Regions from separate parts of the Homo sapiens genome. Here region 2 is linked to region 1. Evidence: chromatin loops called from intact Hi-C (ENCODE). Cell type or tissue: PC-3. All regions are shown on one strand.

The links. A loop is a pair of places that touch in the nucleus more often than their neighbours do. Peaks named below come from ENCODE experiments on the same cell type or tissue, not always from the same donor. Only the 100,000 strongest peaks of a DNase experiment are listed, where the experiment ranks them.
Region 2: it touches region 1 in a loop (8-fold over the local background); 3 of 110 quality-filtered maps call a loop at or near these places.

Annotation. Positions count from the first base shown.
Region 1 is chr7:33,586,674-33,594,673 of GRCh38, forward strand. The region is part of intron 21 of BBS9 (Bardet-Biedl syndrome 9); the gene reads left to right. Among named protein-coding and RNA genes, the nearest start is that of FLJ20712, 140 kb to the right of the region's middle. In PC-3, no CTCF peak of the experiment used is centred here; a DNase peak (open chromatin) is centred at 4,448; H3K4me3 peaks cover 495 bases; H3K27ac peaks cover 3,340 bases.
Region 2 is chr7:33,673,846-33,681,845 of GRCh38, forward strand. No RefSeq gene overlaps it. Among named protein-coding and RNA genes, the nearest start is that of FLJ20712, 48 kb to the right of the region's middle. In PC-3, no CTCF peak of the experiment used is centred here; a DNase peak (open chromatin) is centred at 3,926; H3K27ac peaks cover 2,662 bases.

The DNA.
Region 1 (8,000 bases):
AAAATGTGGTACATATGCACCATGGAGTACTATGTAGCCATAAAAAACAAAACAATGAAAGCATGTCCTTTGAAGCAACATGGATACAGCTGGAAACCATTATCCTAAGTGAACTATGCAGAAACAGAAAACCAGATACCACATGTTCTCACTTATGAGTGGAAGCTGAACATTGGGTACAATGGTCATAAACATAGAATCAATAGACACTGCAGAATGTAAGATCAGGGAGGGCAGGAGTGAAGGTTAATAAAAGCTACCTGTTGGGTACTATGCTCACTCCCTGAGTGATGGATCCATTCATACGCCAAGCTTCAGGATCACACAATATACCCCTTCCAAACCTGAACATGTACCCCCGATTCTAAAATAAAAATTGGGAACAAAAAAGGTGCAGATTTTTACCTACTCTACTGCTCAAAGTTGTGAGACCCAGGGTCAGGTGAAGTTCTTTCATAAACTGTGGACTATGATGTCAATGGAACAGCTCTCTCAGCTCAGTATTTTCTCTCCTGGCCACCACCCTGTCATCCCTATACCTTCTGACTTGTGGATTGTACAGTGAGCCACTTACCCTCATTCCCTCTGGGTTTTCACATCCTTTGTTTCCCTCCATTCTCTCCCTTCCTTTTCTTTGTTCTGTAGTGTTTCCACAGAGCTGCTTCTTGGAGCTCCTATTCTACATCCCCTTTCCTTAACCAGAGAGAGCTCTCTCTTCTGCCTGATGTTTTCTGTTTCAGTTGATCTTTTTGGTGTTTGATACCATTTTAAAAATTGTTTTCATAGCTTAATTGAAGGCAGACAGTTCTACATTTCCTCTTTGTGTTTATAAAAGCTTGGTTTGAAAAAGGGCAGTGCAGGATGTATAGGAGGTAAGAAAGAAAAGAACAGAAACCATTGGGAAGGGCTGCTATGTTCCATCTTCAAAGAAAGTAGAGCTGGGGTTAGTCCAATTGTTTGACAATTGCAAGGGAGTCTTAGTACCATAGTTTGGACAAAACCTGACTTTTTATTGCCAAAAAAATATAAGATAGAGATGGAGGTAAATGTGAATAATTCAAAGTAATGTTTAAACTTTCAGGATATTTCACCTTCTCTGGAATTAGAGATTTATGCTAGTAAAGAGTTAGGGAGGAATTTGAAATGTTTATGTTACCAGAGTGTAAAAAACATTGTCCAGTTGTTTATCTAATCTTTCATTGGGCTTGCTTTTAAAAACACGTTTAGATTTGAAGTAGCCTGGGAAAAATAAACTGTTCCAGGCCATAACTTGATGCCCCAGTGGATATAACATGGATCCTTCTTCATTCGTTTTGAGAAATTTCCCAAGCAGACAGATGTCTTTATACCTTCTTTTGCAGTTTCTTCATCCATAAATAACTATTATCAAGAACTGGAATTACAAATGCTCTGTTATTTCTTTTTAACTTTGATTCCTACAGAAATTACTACTGGGATCTTATTTCTTCTCTGGGGTGGACATTTTGTTGTTGTACCTATTCAGTCTCACAAATTCTCCATGTGTTTTTATCCAGTGAAATTCATTTCCTAAAGATTTGTATCAGCTAAAGCAAAGAACTTTTTGAGAACCTTTTTTGGTTCACAGAGCAGCCAGGTCTACTGGGGGAGTAGAAAGAAGAGATTCTATACTGTGTTCTGTTGTAACTGCTTTCCAACCTCCCAGCGGAAAAGGCAGATAATACTATGTAAAAATTAGAATTGATTTTGGTTTCCGTTGCTTCCTCCTAATCTCTCAGCCTAAATTCATTCATTTAAGTTGACAACTAAATATCGTGTGCCTGTTGTGTGCCAAGCGCTGTTCCAAGACTTAGGATACTGTAGCCACCAAATTAGATAGAGATCCCTGCCATTTTGGAACTCTTATTCTCACAAGTGAAGACAATAAGCAATAAGCATGATAAATAAGTGAACTATGTATGTGAGAAAGTAGTAAGTGCTAATGTTAAGTGTTACAGAAAAAGAAAATGTGTGTCAGAAAAGGGGTGGGGGCCACATGGTCATAATTTCAAATTGGGTGGTCAGGATAGGCTTTGTTCACAAGACAATTTTTGAAGAAAGACTTGAAGAAGGTGAGGGAATTATTCATGCAGAAATCAGAGGGACAAGTGTTTCAGGTAAAGGGAATGGTCAGCACCATCCCTAAAGTGGGAATGGGCCTGGTGTGTTCCAGGGACAGCAAAGAGGACAGTGAGGTGGTGTGGTAGGAGAGGAGGCTGGAGGGACCAGATCATGTGCAGCCTTTGTGCAGACATTTGCTCATTTGCTTTTCCTCTGGGTGAAATGGGGAAAGCCATTTTGAATGAAGGAATGACATGACTTTACCTTTTAAAACGATCACGGGTTACTCTTTTGAGAATAGACTATAGTGGGGGTCAGAGGTAAAAATGGGCAGTCCAGTTTAAGGGTTACTCAGAGAAGCAATTTAGCAATACAGTAATTCCCTCCTTATCCATGGAGGATGTGTTCTGAGACTCCCAGTGGTTGCCTGAAACTGCAGATAGTACTGAACCCTGTACTATGAAAAAATGTTGTGTTTTCCTATACAATAACAGGCAGGCAGCATATGCAGCATGGATGTGCTGAACAAAGGGATGAGTTACGTCCCATGCAGGATGGAGAAGGATGACCCAGGATTTCATCACACTACCCAAAACAGAGTGCAATTTAAAACTTGTGAATTATTTCTGGAATTTTTTATTTAATATTTCAGACTGTGGTTGATTGCAGGTAACTTAAACTGCAGACAGCAAAACTGCAGATTACTGTAATTCAGGTAAGAGATGATGATAGATTGTACCAAAGTGGTAGTAGTGGTGAGAAATGGTCTTATTCTGGATATATTTCAAATGTTGAAACAATAGAATTTCCTAACAAAATGGACATGATATGTGAGAGGAAGAAGGGAATTTAGAATGACTCTAGTAGTTTTGGCTCGAGACACTGAAAGGGTGGAGTTGAGATGGGGAAGGCTGTGGGGTGAGATGGGAAAGGTTTGTGAAGGATAAGAGTAAAGTTTGGGACATGTTGAGTTTGAGATGCTGTTAGAGATCTAAGTGGAGATATTAAGTAAGAAGTTGGGTATGAATCTGGGGTTCAGGAGAGAAATCTGGGCTGAAGTTACAAAATTAGGAGTTGTCAGCATGAAAATGTTACTTTAAAGCCAGAAGACTGGATAAAGTCACCAAGGGAGTAAGTTTAGAAAAGAGATGAGGACCAAAAACTGAGTGCTGGATATTGTAACTTTTAGGAAGTTTGGGAGAAGAGAAGGAACCAGCAAAGAATACTGAAAAAGAGCCTGCAGTGAGGTAACAGGAAAAGCAGTAGAATGTGGTATCCTAGAAGTCAAGCAAAAAAAGTTTCAAGGAAGACTGAATGATCAGCTGTGTCAAATGCTGCTCACAGATCAAGTCAGCTGAGAGCTGAAAATTAGCCCATTGATGGAACCATGTGAAGATCATTGTGATCTTGGGCAGCTTCTGTAGAGTGGCAGAGGCAAAAGCTAGACTGGGATGGATGTGTGAGAGAAAGGAAAAAAGAAGAGTTGTAAAGAGCATATATAGAGAACTCTTCGGAGAAGCTTTGCTGCTAAGAGGAGCAAAGAAACGGAAGAAAATGCTGGCATGAAAGTGGGGTCAAGAGATAGTTAATTTTTCTTGATTTGATGTATATTGTTGTCCTCTATTATTGATCTGGACCCTAATCTTTGTTCTTTCTTTACAAAGCTGTTATTTCTTACTGGCCACTGTTTGTTTTTTTGTTTTTTTGTTTTTTTTTTTTTTTTTTACCAGATCAGACAACCAATTAAGGTTTTATTTGAATATTTAACCCAACTATTGGTGTTCCTAGATAGCTATAGTTGCTGCTCTGTCTTCCTAAAATTTACTACCCTTTGTACCTTCAGTTCCCCACTCATCTTACATGAGAATCTCAGGCTTAGACTGGAATAATTTGGCAGTATAGGGCAAAAATGATGCTGATGCTGTAAATGCTTATTATTATAACACTTGTGTATCATTTACTATGAGTCAGGCACCATTTGAAGCGCTTTACATCCATTTACTCACTTAATCTTTACAATACCCTATGAACTAGGTATAATTATTATCTGCATTTTACAAATAAGGAAATTGAAGCAGAGAAAGATCAAGTAAATAGTTTTTCTTTTTTAAAAAAAAAACTAATAATCATGGAGCTGGGATTAAAATTCTGACGGTTTAGCTCCAGAGGCCATGCTTTTGAAGCAACTGGAGAATTTTAAGAGCAGGCAGTTAGCTAGAGAGATTTCATTTTACATAATATAGGAATTTGCTTGAGTGAATGGGTTATGTTTTTGGAGAAACAGGATAGAATACAGGAGCTGATTGGTCATTTCCTTAGATTTACTAGCCTATACATTAGTGGGCTGTGCTCAGCCCACAATCCTGGAAGGATGTGGTGGAACATTCTTAAATGATGACTTTTTTTTTAAAGGCTGTATTTCCTCAAGTTTCATGAATTCCTTTTTAAGTCAACAAGTAAATATTAAGCACCTACTCTTTGCATAAGAGGAAAAAAATTTAACTCCTTCCCTCTATATGTTTATTTTCCTGTGGGAAGCTGATTTGTTTATCACACAGGCTATAGAATCATTTGGAAACTAAAATAGAAAGGGCTTTGCATGTGAATGTAATATTTTACTATTTTTTAAAAGGATCCTTAAAATTTCTATGTCTTTAGAGATGAGGTGTGAACTAAATGATTCTTTGTTAAGTGTTATTTCTTAGAGCACTGGTGAGCAGTTGCCACTGAATCCTTCATTAATAATCCCTTCCTTTTCCAGAAGGACTTGCCAACACCCGTAAAGTATTCACTGGGAGAATTAAAGTCATATAAAAATAATTGGTGTTTGCTTCCTTCAAGGCATACATTTAAATACATTGCTCTATTTCTCTGTTCCTTGGCTGCCTCCTATGTTTAGTAACACTAGATCAGCAGACTTCCTCTTTCAAGGTTCAGCTGCTGGCCATTACGATTTCCCATGAGAAAGCAAACCTACCACTGTTTTACCCTTTTATCTTAATGTTTCATCCATTTGTGTCATATTATCTTGTGGGTTTGCATTTCTCAGTAGTAATAGCACTGCTGGTAAATAGAAAACAATGAATGTGATTATGTACCCCTGGCCGTCGTCGCCATCATCATCATCATCATCATCATCATCATTTGAGCCCTTTAAAAATTCCTATTGTAATCTCAGAGGAGTGGTTATCTATGATAGTAGACTATCCGTGGTTTCATTTTAAAAGGGATGTGTACAGTATTTTCATGTGAATTACTTTTAATGCCTTGGTGACAATTTTGCCATTCACCACTGAGTTCAGCTATGAACATTCCACCACTGGTCTACTTACTCCATCCTCAACTTTTTTACCTGAGCGTTTTTTAGAAAGTCATATATAAATTTATGCTGTATTCATGGCCTGCAGTTTCATGTGTATTTGGCTGTAACTTGTAATGACTAATATATATTGGGAGTTAGAACTGAAAATAATAGCTAACATTTACTGGGAGTCTTTCTCTGTGCCGGGCATTGTGATGAGCCCCATTACAAGCATCTAATTTAATCCTAATCTCTCAGAAAGCACATGCTATATTTTCTGCATTGAAAGGAAAGGGAATGAAGGCCCAGACTTTGACTTTGCTCAAGATACATGATACTTGCCATGTCATGTCCCCTTTCAGAGTGTCCCTTTCTATGATCAATGGTTTAGTTTGCCACTCTGTGTGTATTTCTCTTTTCTTTAAAATACGACATTGTTTAATGGGCTGTTAAACAAATATATCGCTAGATAGTAGAGTTGCCTGGGAATGAGTCCTGAGTGTTTCTTCAGTTTCCTTGTCCTATGTGGAAGGATATGATAAAACAGGCACACTCCAGAGCTGTTGTGTTCTTTTCTGTCTTCTCTCAACCTGTTTCCAAGCCAGTGACCCAGCTGGACTCTCAGTTTCCTAATCACCACCTAGACTCTGTCATTATTAAAAACAACACAATTTGGTCAAGATTATGGCTTTTAATTGGGATGTGGAAAGAAACTCAAGTTGAAGAAATGTTGCCAGGATCATTGGGGAATGAATAGCCACTTGATGCAAGAGGGAAAGCTGTGAAGAACACTAGCTCTCTTATTATGTGGTGTCCAGGCAAAGGGGAGTTATGCTCTTACTATTTCATTTCATTTCATTTTTTTGAGAAATTATTATTGCAGAACCATTGGCTTCCTTTCTTTCTCAACTGTAGCTGTAATGTTTTATTTGTGCATGTGTACTTTTGAGAGAGTATTGGTCTCTGAAGAGGGAGTTAGAAAAGGAAAGTATTTGAAATGGAAATATCTTAAAATTATGTGTCTTTCCAATTGTACATTGGACTTCTTTAGGATTTAGAAACAAAATGGAAAATAAAAAATCACAAATACCTTCTTTTCAAACTAGAAAACATTGTACTGTATAGTGAAGAATTAGTTGAAAGACAGTAGATCTTACATTTCATTGCAGAGTGTTCCAGACATTGATCAAATGGCAAGGAAAAGCAAATATTAACTTTCTTTTCCTCCCCACCTTCTCACAATGGCTGGGCAATACTTTTGTATTCCTGTTTGGAGGATTTAATGGCCTTGTTAACATGTGTAAAAACCCTGTGATTGAAGACTTTAACAAAATAGTGAGTAGAGGTTTTTTTTGTTTTGTTTTGTTTTGGTTTTTTAGGTTCCATGTTTATGTTCTTACTGGGTGTGTGTCTTTCCTAGTGCTCTAGGTTAAGAACTAAATGTGTTAGAAAAAACAGATGTAATGCAAATAAATAGAAGAGTTCTCATTTCCTTCAGTGAACAGAGCTCTGAGTTCCTGAGCAGTAATTTTACAGTACCTTCTCACCATATCAGAAGAATTTGTGCTGAACCCAGCTGCTTTTCTCTGAGTTTTGTTGTATCATAACTGATTAACAATTGATAGGGCCAGACAGCAATTCACCTACATATGGTAGGGGGTCGCAATGCACCAACATAGTGTAGAGACCGCTCTTGCCAACAATTAATTGGGGAATTCACTTTATGAAGCCCTGTTTACAGACTGACATCTGGAGAAATTCTTAACCTGGATCCATTCCAATCTGTAGGATTTATGGACTGTGCTTGCTTTTTTGTAAATAGAACTCTTTTTCTGCTTAGTACATTGTGTTTACATAATTATCAATGGATGAAAATGGCTATGTTTCTGTAATTTCTTAATTCTCGCCACCAAGTGAGTCTAAATTCTAACCAGCAATCCAGCTAAAAGAATACTTGGACACCTATCATTATTCAAGTTGTGGAAACATCTTAATACTAGGAGCACCCTGCTCTCTTAAATCCCGACTCTCTGACTGGAGCCCTTATACCCTAAGGGACTTAGTGTTCAGCCTTTACGGGGGTTTTAAAACTTGTTGAGACACATGCTGGACCTCTTAAAATGTATTAGACTCTCTTTTATTCACACGCTTTATCTCTGCTCTGAGGTGTGAAATGGAAATATTTTCATACATGGGTACATGCATAGTCTTAAACACGCTTTCAGTTCCCACCATGTTGTGGGGATCAAAGTTGGTTATCAGGCAGCGGAACTGAGCTCCATACATTTCGCGGGGCATCCTATTGGACACACACTACAGTGACCTTCACCTGCCCCTCTGCAGCTGAACACTGTTGTCTCTGTCAATGTGGTCAGCATTGTTTTGCAAAAACAGGGAGAAAGAAAAGTCATGGGATGGATTTACAAGGAACGTAGAAAACTGAATATCATATGTTGGCACTGGAAACCTAAGACTATATAGAAAGGCATTTTTTTCTGCTGCTTTGCTGAGTTTGCAACTGTAAAATTATACCTGGTTAAGGGGGTTTTGCCTCTATATGACAACACAGTGAAGAGTAGAGTAGAAATGGAAATGAGAGAGAAATGGACATAAGTCTTCC
Region 2 (8,000 bases), 87 kb after region 1:
GAGAGTTGTTGGGCACCGGATGCCATGGAACAGTTGTCCAGGGTGTCCATAATGTCGTTTTCACAAAACTGTAGTAAGCTGGGGGTTCCAGGCCAGGTGAACCAAGGGCTACGTGATATACAAAAGTGAGGAGAAGGCTGTTTTCCTGTAGATTCACTTTATATGAATCAATAGCTTTCTGGGAATAGCTCTTTCCAGCCGTGCCCTCTGTGTGCCCTGGCACTGGGTCCCTGTGAACCCACTATGAAAGGTTAACAGAGCCAAGAACATGGTCTCTTTCATGTATCTGTTGCCCCTGAACTAACCTGGATGCCTCACTTTCAAGATGGAAATCCATTCCAGACAGGGCGAACTCAAGGGGCAAGGACAGACCCTGCAGTCCTTTCTGTCTTTGGTCTCTGGGGCTGGCCTTCTCCAGCACCTCTTGGCAGATAAAGAGTGACCACTTTGTTCATACCGTGATAATCTTAACATTTTGCCTACTTGGGCAACCTATGGTCTTATAGCTGCTTAGAGAGCTTCAGCTGGCATTCCATATAGAGTGACCACATTTTCTGAATCCAATTGTGTTTGAACCATAGTTGATGAGCTATAATCGTACATTGGAAGAGAGTACATTAAATCAGGAGTCTCTAGGAAATTTAGTATTAATCTATGTATCTTTGATAAATGTATGGAATTGAAAATTATTAATTTTTATTACTATATTAGTACTATGTCAGTTTTATAAATAACAGTGATATATGGTTTTCTGGAAGACCAAGAATGGTAAGGAAAAATAGGTGCTGTATACACACGTATGCATAATCATGTTATTACAGAATTTATGTTGGGGGGGAAAATGAGAGTTGTTCTGTAGGGGGAAAAATGAGACTTATTATTTGGTCCTGGAATATTATATTCAGTAACTTCTTGTTACTGAAGTTAACTGTTTTTGAGTTATGTTTTCAGAGCTAAATCTGATTGAGTTTACAGAGGGGACCAGCACATAAATGTGCACTTTTAATACTTCCAGGGGACTCTTTATTCTCTAAAATGTAACAGTGCAGACTGAGCTGAGTGAATAAGATACTCCCTAAGGTCAAGAGGGCTTGAAAGACCAATCCAGGGAATGCCCTTGAGTTTTAGATGAGAGTCCCCCAAAGACTAACACACCTGTGAGAGAAACAGCGTCACCAGCAGAGGGAAGGGCTCCCTTGCAGGCCCTGGCCAGCTAAAAACAACAGCACAATAGCTGCTCTCACAAATTGAAAAAAAGAACAAGAAGACAAAAGGTATCTATTCCCTCAAGCTCACAGTAGCAGTTTCGGCCATTCTTTGTCATACTCTGTGATTTGAAAAATAAAACCAGTGCTATCTTGTGAGAAGCCACGCCATTCCTGTCCCCTGGTTTTTCTGTCTGCCCTTTTTTCTTTCTCTATTTGTTAGAATAAAAGTCCCTTTCAAGTTTTTCTCTGTATGTGTGTGCGACCTTCTTAAGGATGACTCCCACAAACTGCCCACAGATTAAACAAAAGATGACTTTTTCTTTGAGCCTATTTTTGGGCACAGATATGTAAGCTGATTTGTATCCCATGCCTGCCTGATTCGAAATGCACAGCAGTCAAGGAAAGAGAAGCCAAACGGCAGATCCTAAACTCGAGCCAGCAGCCCCTCAGCCCCAGTGCACTAACTTCTTACGACTGAGAGTTAGGACTGGTGAGGTGAGCTGCCAGAATTGGGCAAATCAAAGCTACGAGCAAATCTACACACAAGGCATCGTCTTCTGTGCACTAGACAGGAGAGGTGATTTGTTGGAGGTGACCATGTTTGTTTAACGTTTTGAAAGCTCATGGGAGGGTGATGCAGGAACCAGTCAATATCCTTGAGATGGATTTCAAGTTGGGGGAAGCAGCGCTGGTTCCTACGTTTCCTCCCGCTTAGTGGGGTCAGCTCAGAAAAAGACATGCATTTGGAGAGATCGCAGCCTTTACAGAGAAATAAGTGACCTTTAGTCTTCATTCACTGCTTTTAACACGAGCTTCCCTTCCAGTTAATAGTTTTTCAGAAACCTTAATAATGTGTTTGAGAGTCTTTTCCTCCTTTGGGAGGCAGTGCTTCATGCTGGATAGAAGCTTTTAACAGACAGAATAAATATCAAAATTTATTCGGACATTTACTATCTATGTGACCTTGAGTGAACCACTTAGTTTCTCTGAGCCTACATTTTCCCACTCCATCTATAAAATGGGCAGGGTAATGTCCTTTTCACAGGATTGTGGTAAGGATTAAAGGAGATAATATATATAATATGAATGACATTGTTTCATTCTCTCATACTTCTCCCTTACCTGTCCCCAGTTTAAATGTTTCTAAGTGATGATGTTTAAAAAAGATAATCTGATTAATCAAATAATAATGAATTTCCAACTGAGGTTTGCTTACTAGCATTATAAACAAACTTACATACTTAATTTTTTAAGAGAGGGGAAAAAAGAAAGAATGAAAGAAACTAAGCCACAAATCCAACTTACTTTGTTTTAAAATATTCCTGTTTTAATTTAAGTATTTATATCTGGCTTTGTCTGTTTTAGTTAAGAGCTTCATCTCTCTGGCAAGCACATGCTGTCATACTGACTATATACTGTGTTTTGTATTCACATCCTTTAGATAGCTAAAACGTTAGAGAAATGAACTGCTGTGGATTAAAATACCTTGCCTGTTTTAAAAATCTTCTTTCTGATTTGATAAGTCAAGAAGGGGGGCCGAAAAACACAGCAACAGCCTGGAAATTTTTGGCAGAGAAACCCCTATTCCAGTTTGAAACCACATACAAAGAAGACACATGTCCGAGATACTCCCTGTTTATGCCTGGTCTTTGCTGCAAAGAAAGGTGTTGTTCGGAATCCAGTGTACTTTTTGGGGGTCATATTTGCCAGAAGAGTCAACTCTTGATGGTTCAGGATCAGGAATATGTGAAATATTTGTGAAATTCATCTAGAATCTCAGTCTTATTTTAACTACTGATTTTGATTTCCCCTAATATCAATTTTTAAAACTGCTAAGGGAAAATGAAATACTAGACATGAGATTTTTTTTCTCTTTATTTTCACCCAACAAACCATTTGGAATCAGGTATAAAGGGTATCAATCAGGAAAAAACAGAAGGCCAGGAGACAGAGCCCAATAAGGGAGACCCATCCCAGGGAGCCTGGGAGTCAGCGGGCCTGGATGCACCTCCCAGTTCTGCCTCTTATTAGCCAGCTGTGTGTTAACCCCTCATCTGGTTTGCTCAAGGTAACATGACCATCACAAAAGCAACAGAAACAGATTATTTACTTTCAGATTAACTTGTGAAAATGACAAGTTGAATATTGTCATTTCAGTATTCAAGTTGAATATTGTCACAAGTTGAAAGATTAACTTGTGAAAATGACAGTTGGTTGAATATTGGTATTTTCTGCCTCCAATTGTTGCATTTGTTATTTGCAACTTTTAATGCACCATAAAAGCATTTTTGTTTTGTTTTAAAAGCATTTGTTTTAACGCACCTTACAAGCATTTTTGTTTTGTTTTAAAAGCGTTTGTTTACAAATTTGTGTTTTGTGACTTCTGGGATGATTTAACAACTTTTAATGTACCTTAATACTTTCTCTGTTAGCTTTTGAGATTTAAAAACTATTTCTAATGCAATTTTAGCCATTTATGAAAATTGATGATATTAGTAAAAGGTAAAAGATAATAGAAATAGAAGATAAAATAAAGCCAAAAGAACTATAAAGAGAAATCAATAGTGGTAAAGCTGTGAGTAATGCCTATTTTTGCCTCGTTAGTCATTATTTCCACAAAATTTATTGCACAATGTCTTATTTCATGTTTACTTTTTGCGTGCAATTTTTGTTGGCTATTCCTTAGTTGGTCACTAAAATGTTATTTTTTTAAATTGAATGTAGAATAAAAAGTTGATAAATATTTGCCTAGACGGTTTATCATTATTTGCTCATCCCAGTAGACATTGTTGTACCTTTTACTCACATTCACTAATATGCATTTACGTAGTGCAGGTCCTTTGTTTCACAGTTACTAATAAGGCAGAAGTGGTGTGACTGTTGCAAAATATGTTTACACTTTTTAAAAAGCAAGGTACTTAGAAAGGGATAAACTATCTAAACAAAAATTAATTAAAATTAAAAATTATAATTAAAAATCAGAAAAGTCATACCAGGATACACAGACATCATCAATATGTGAATTACTGATCAGAAACAAGAAATTCTGGACCATTTTACTTTCAGTTAGTTCATGTAGAGCTGGAGATAAAAATGTAAAGCAAAAATTATTGCCAGACAGAGTGGACAGAACTGGCTAAAGGTAAATCAAATATGTAAAAAAAAAAAATCAAAGATCTGAAAAGTGAACCAAAATCCAGAAATATCCATAATATTTTGGGTTGCTCTCCAAATTAAAAAACCTGCAAAAATGCATAAAAATTTATAAAGAGTACCAAAACAGCTTAATATGCACCAAGATGACTAATACAAACAAAAATTCTATGTATCTGGAAATATTCATTTTTACCTAATTAATCATTTGACTAATTTTTTATTTCAACCGATTTATTTTAAATTAATGTATGTATAGTCATAATTTTCTACTTTGTAAGATGGTGAATAAGGATAAAAATAGATATTTGTAAAGTGGCTCAAAATACACCCTTAATAAAGCATAGCTCTCCCTATTTTTTTAGAAGCTAAAGAAACTGGATGGCATGCCAAAAAAGTATAACAAAAAAGTGTAACAACTGAAATAAACTTCAGGATGTTGAGAGTTTCTACAAATCATCTTTCATTCTGCATGTCTGATGTTTGCATACTTAATGAAACTGTGTCTTTGGCAGAAAGGGAAATGCACATATAGTTGATTCAATTCTAAGACTCATTGATTTACTTGTCAATGTATGCAAAGAATATTTAGTAAGCCTTGTTAAAGGAAGTGTAACCAAAGGCTCAAGAGCTTCAAGGCTGTCTCCATATTCTCTCCCTAGTCATCCTGTTGTTGGCTTGTGGTGACCAGCACTACTACTGTGTCCTACAGAACCTGGCATTATGGACAACAGTATCAGAATTTGGGATTAAATTTATATTTAGTGATATACACATCAGCTATGCCAAGTAATATATCATGACTCTTTTTCCTGTTATTTAAGAAGTTTTTTTCTTTCTACAGTTAATAATTATTTCATTTCCCACTCCAAAAACAACTGTCACTCTCTGGGCCTGTTGCCCAGGTGTTACCTGTTGCATCATTTGTTTTCCCGATCCCATTTCTCCTCTCTTGGCTTTACTCCCTCATTTTGGTGAATTGTATCCTCTGGTAACATTTGGGGAAAAAAAGTCTATGGGTAAGACACTTTGTTGAGACTTGTATATCTTAAATTATCTGTGTTTCTTTCTTGCACTTGATTTATGGTTTGCCGAGATATAGGATTCTTAAAATTTTTTTTCACCCAGCATTTTCAGGCCTAAAATTGCTTCTAATACTGGTATTAAAAAGCCTGATGTCATTCTGTTTCCTAGTCCTTTGTTTGTGTCTGTTTTCCTTTCTGGAAGCTTTTAAGATCTCTTTATTGCTAGTATCCTGGCGAATTCATGAAAATATGCCTTGATGGGTATTTTTTTGTTTATTGCACTGGGCACTCAGTAAGCCCTTCCAATCTGGAGTCTGGGAAATTTTTCTCATATTATTTCTTTGTAATTTTCTTTCTGTCATCTTCTCTATTCTCTCTTTCTGGGATTTCCCTTTCTGGAAATTGGACTTCCTGAATAAAGTCTCTATCTCATCTTTTCTATTATGTATCTTTTTTTTTTTATTCTACTCTTGGGGAGACTTTTTTACCTGACATTTTAATTTTTTGCTGACTAAAAATATTTAGCTATTTTTAATATTCAAGAAGTCTTTATTCCCTGTTTATTCCCCTTACGTAGCAACCTGTTCTTGTTTCAATATTTCTTTGAAATTTCCTTCCTAGAGAATCTCTGAATTCCCTTATATTTATTTGTTTTGTGTCTCTCTTGTTCCTCTTGGAAGCTTTTCTCAAGTGTTTAGTGATTCTTGGCTGCCTTTTAATATGTAAAAAGTAGCCTACCAAAAAGTTGATTGTAATTGTGTATAGGTGCTGCTTCCCTGTAATAGCATCTAGTTGCTAACTGATCTTTCATATGTGACTCAAATGTATCTATAGATCTTCTCAATGGTATGGTACCTCTGAAGAGAATCTTCCAATTTCCTGCCTAAGGCTTTTAAGCTTGGCAGCTGGTGTTGAGAGGTGGGTGGGAAAGGGAGCTCGGAGTAAACACTGTTCAATATTTAGTCTGATGTCCATCTCAGTGTCTGTGTCTTTGTTTCAGGAGTCTCTTGAGTTCCATTTCTCCAGAGACCATACCACCTACCTCCGGTGGGGGAAGGGTTGTCAGCAGGTAAAGACGGAACGTCGAGTTATAACTGACTCTAACACAGACTTCAAATAATCCCTGTTTTCAGCCTCTCTCCTTACCTGTGCCATCTTGGTGTTTCCAGTGTCTGAATATTTCCAGAGTTTAACATGGTGACTTAGCTTGCTTCTCATTGATAGTGCCATTGAGGCATTATTTTGACCCTCCTGCACCCTGTTGGTCCGTCTTGTTTCTGCATTTGTGTATTACAGCATAAGGTTATAGGCGTTTCCTAATGCTATTGAATTTAGCTTCAATAGCAAGTTTGTGTTTCTGTTTCTCATCCTGCTTACAGTTTGGGGTAATTTTGGAGAAAATAAGGAGACAGAAATGTCTTTACTGTCTTGAAACATGAATATGTTGGTATTAACTTTTACATCAGAATACCTTAGGAATGGGACGTTGTACTCTGTGGCTAAATAAAATAACACCTGGATATTAAAGAAACCCAGAAAGCCTTCTTTTTCTTTTTACAATAATTGGGTTTGGTTTTCTTGGAAGTCTGAACTCCTGCTTACTATTGACTGTATGTTCAGTTGCCTCAGACTGTCAACATCAAACGTTAGCTAAAGGTGCCAAGCATTTCTGGGAGGAGAATTGATAAGGGAAATAGAGCCTCCTCTTTGAAGAGGCTTTGACTGTGTGGGTCTCTCTCTTTGAGATCAGTGCCTCATGCTACTTGTGATAATTTATAAGAGTTAACTCTCTTCATCTTTCCTTCCAATCTCTTAATCTGGTGCAAAAGAAAAATGATTGCCTGTATAATTATTTCAGAATGTGAATTCTGACTCTGCCTTATGAACTATGTGAACTTGGGCAAGTTAAACAATTCTGGAACCTCAGTTTCCTCTCCCTTCAGTCAGGAAAAATAATACCAGAGATACTGATGATATTAAATGAATCAATAAATTAATCCATTTATTTATTATACAAATGTATTAGTCCATTCTCACACTGCTAATAAAGACATCCTTGAGACTGGGCAATTTATAAACAAAAGAGGTTTAATTGACTCACAATTCAGCATGGCTGGGGAGGCCTCAGGAAACTTACATTCATGGAAGAAAGGAAAGCAAACACATCCCTCTTCACATGGCAGAAGGAAGAAGTGCTGAGCAAAGGGGGAAGCCCCTTAGAAAACCATCACTCAGTATCACAAGAACAGCATGGATGAGGTGAACCATCCCCATGGTTCAATTATCTCCACTTAGTCCTGCCCTTGACATGTGGGGATTATTACAATTCAAGGTGAGATTTGGGTGGAGACACAGAGACAAACCGTATCAACAAACATTTCTTGAACTCCCTTCAAGTGCCAGGCATAATACTTGATGCAAAGATGAATAGGCCAAAAATTCCTGATGACAGTTCAACAGAGGAGGAAGGCCCAGGAGCAGATCATTAGGGTCTAGAGTGGTGAGTGCTGGGATAGAGAGACGCATTATGGGAGTACAGGTGATGAGTACCTAACCCCACCCTGGAGGGTGGTGGCATGTCAGGGAATGCTCTCTAGAGGGTGATGCTTGGGAT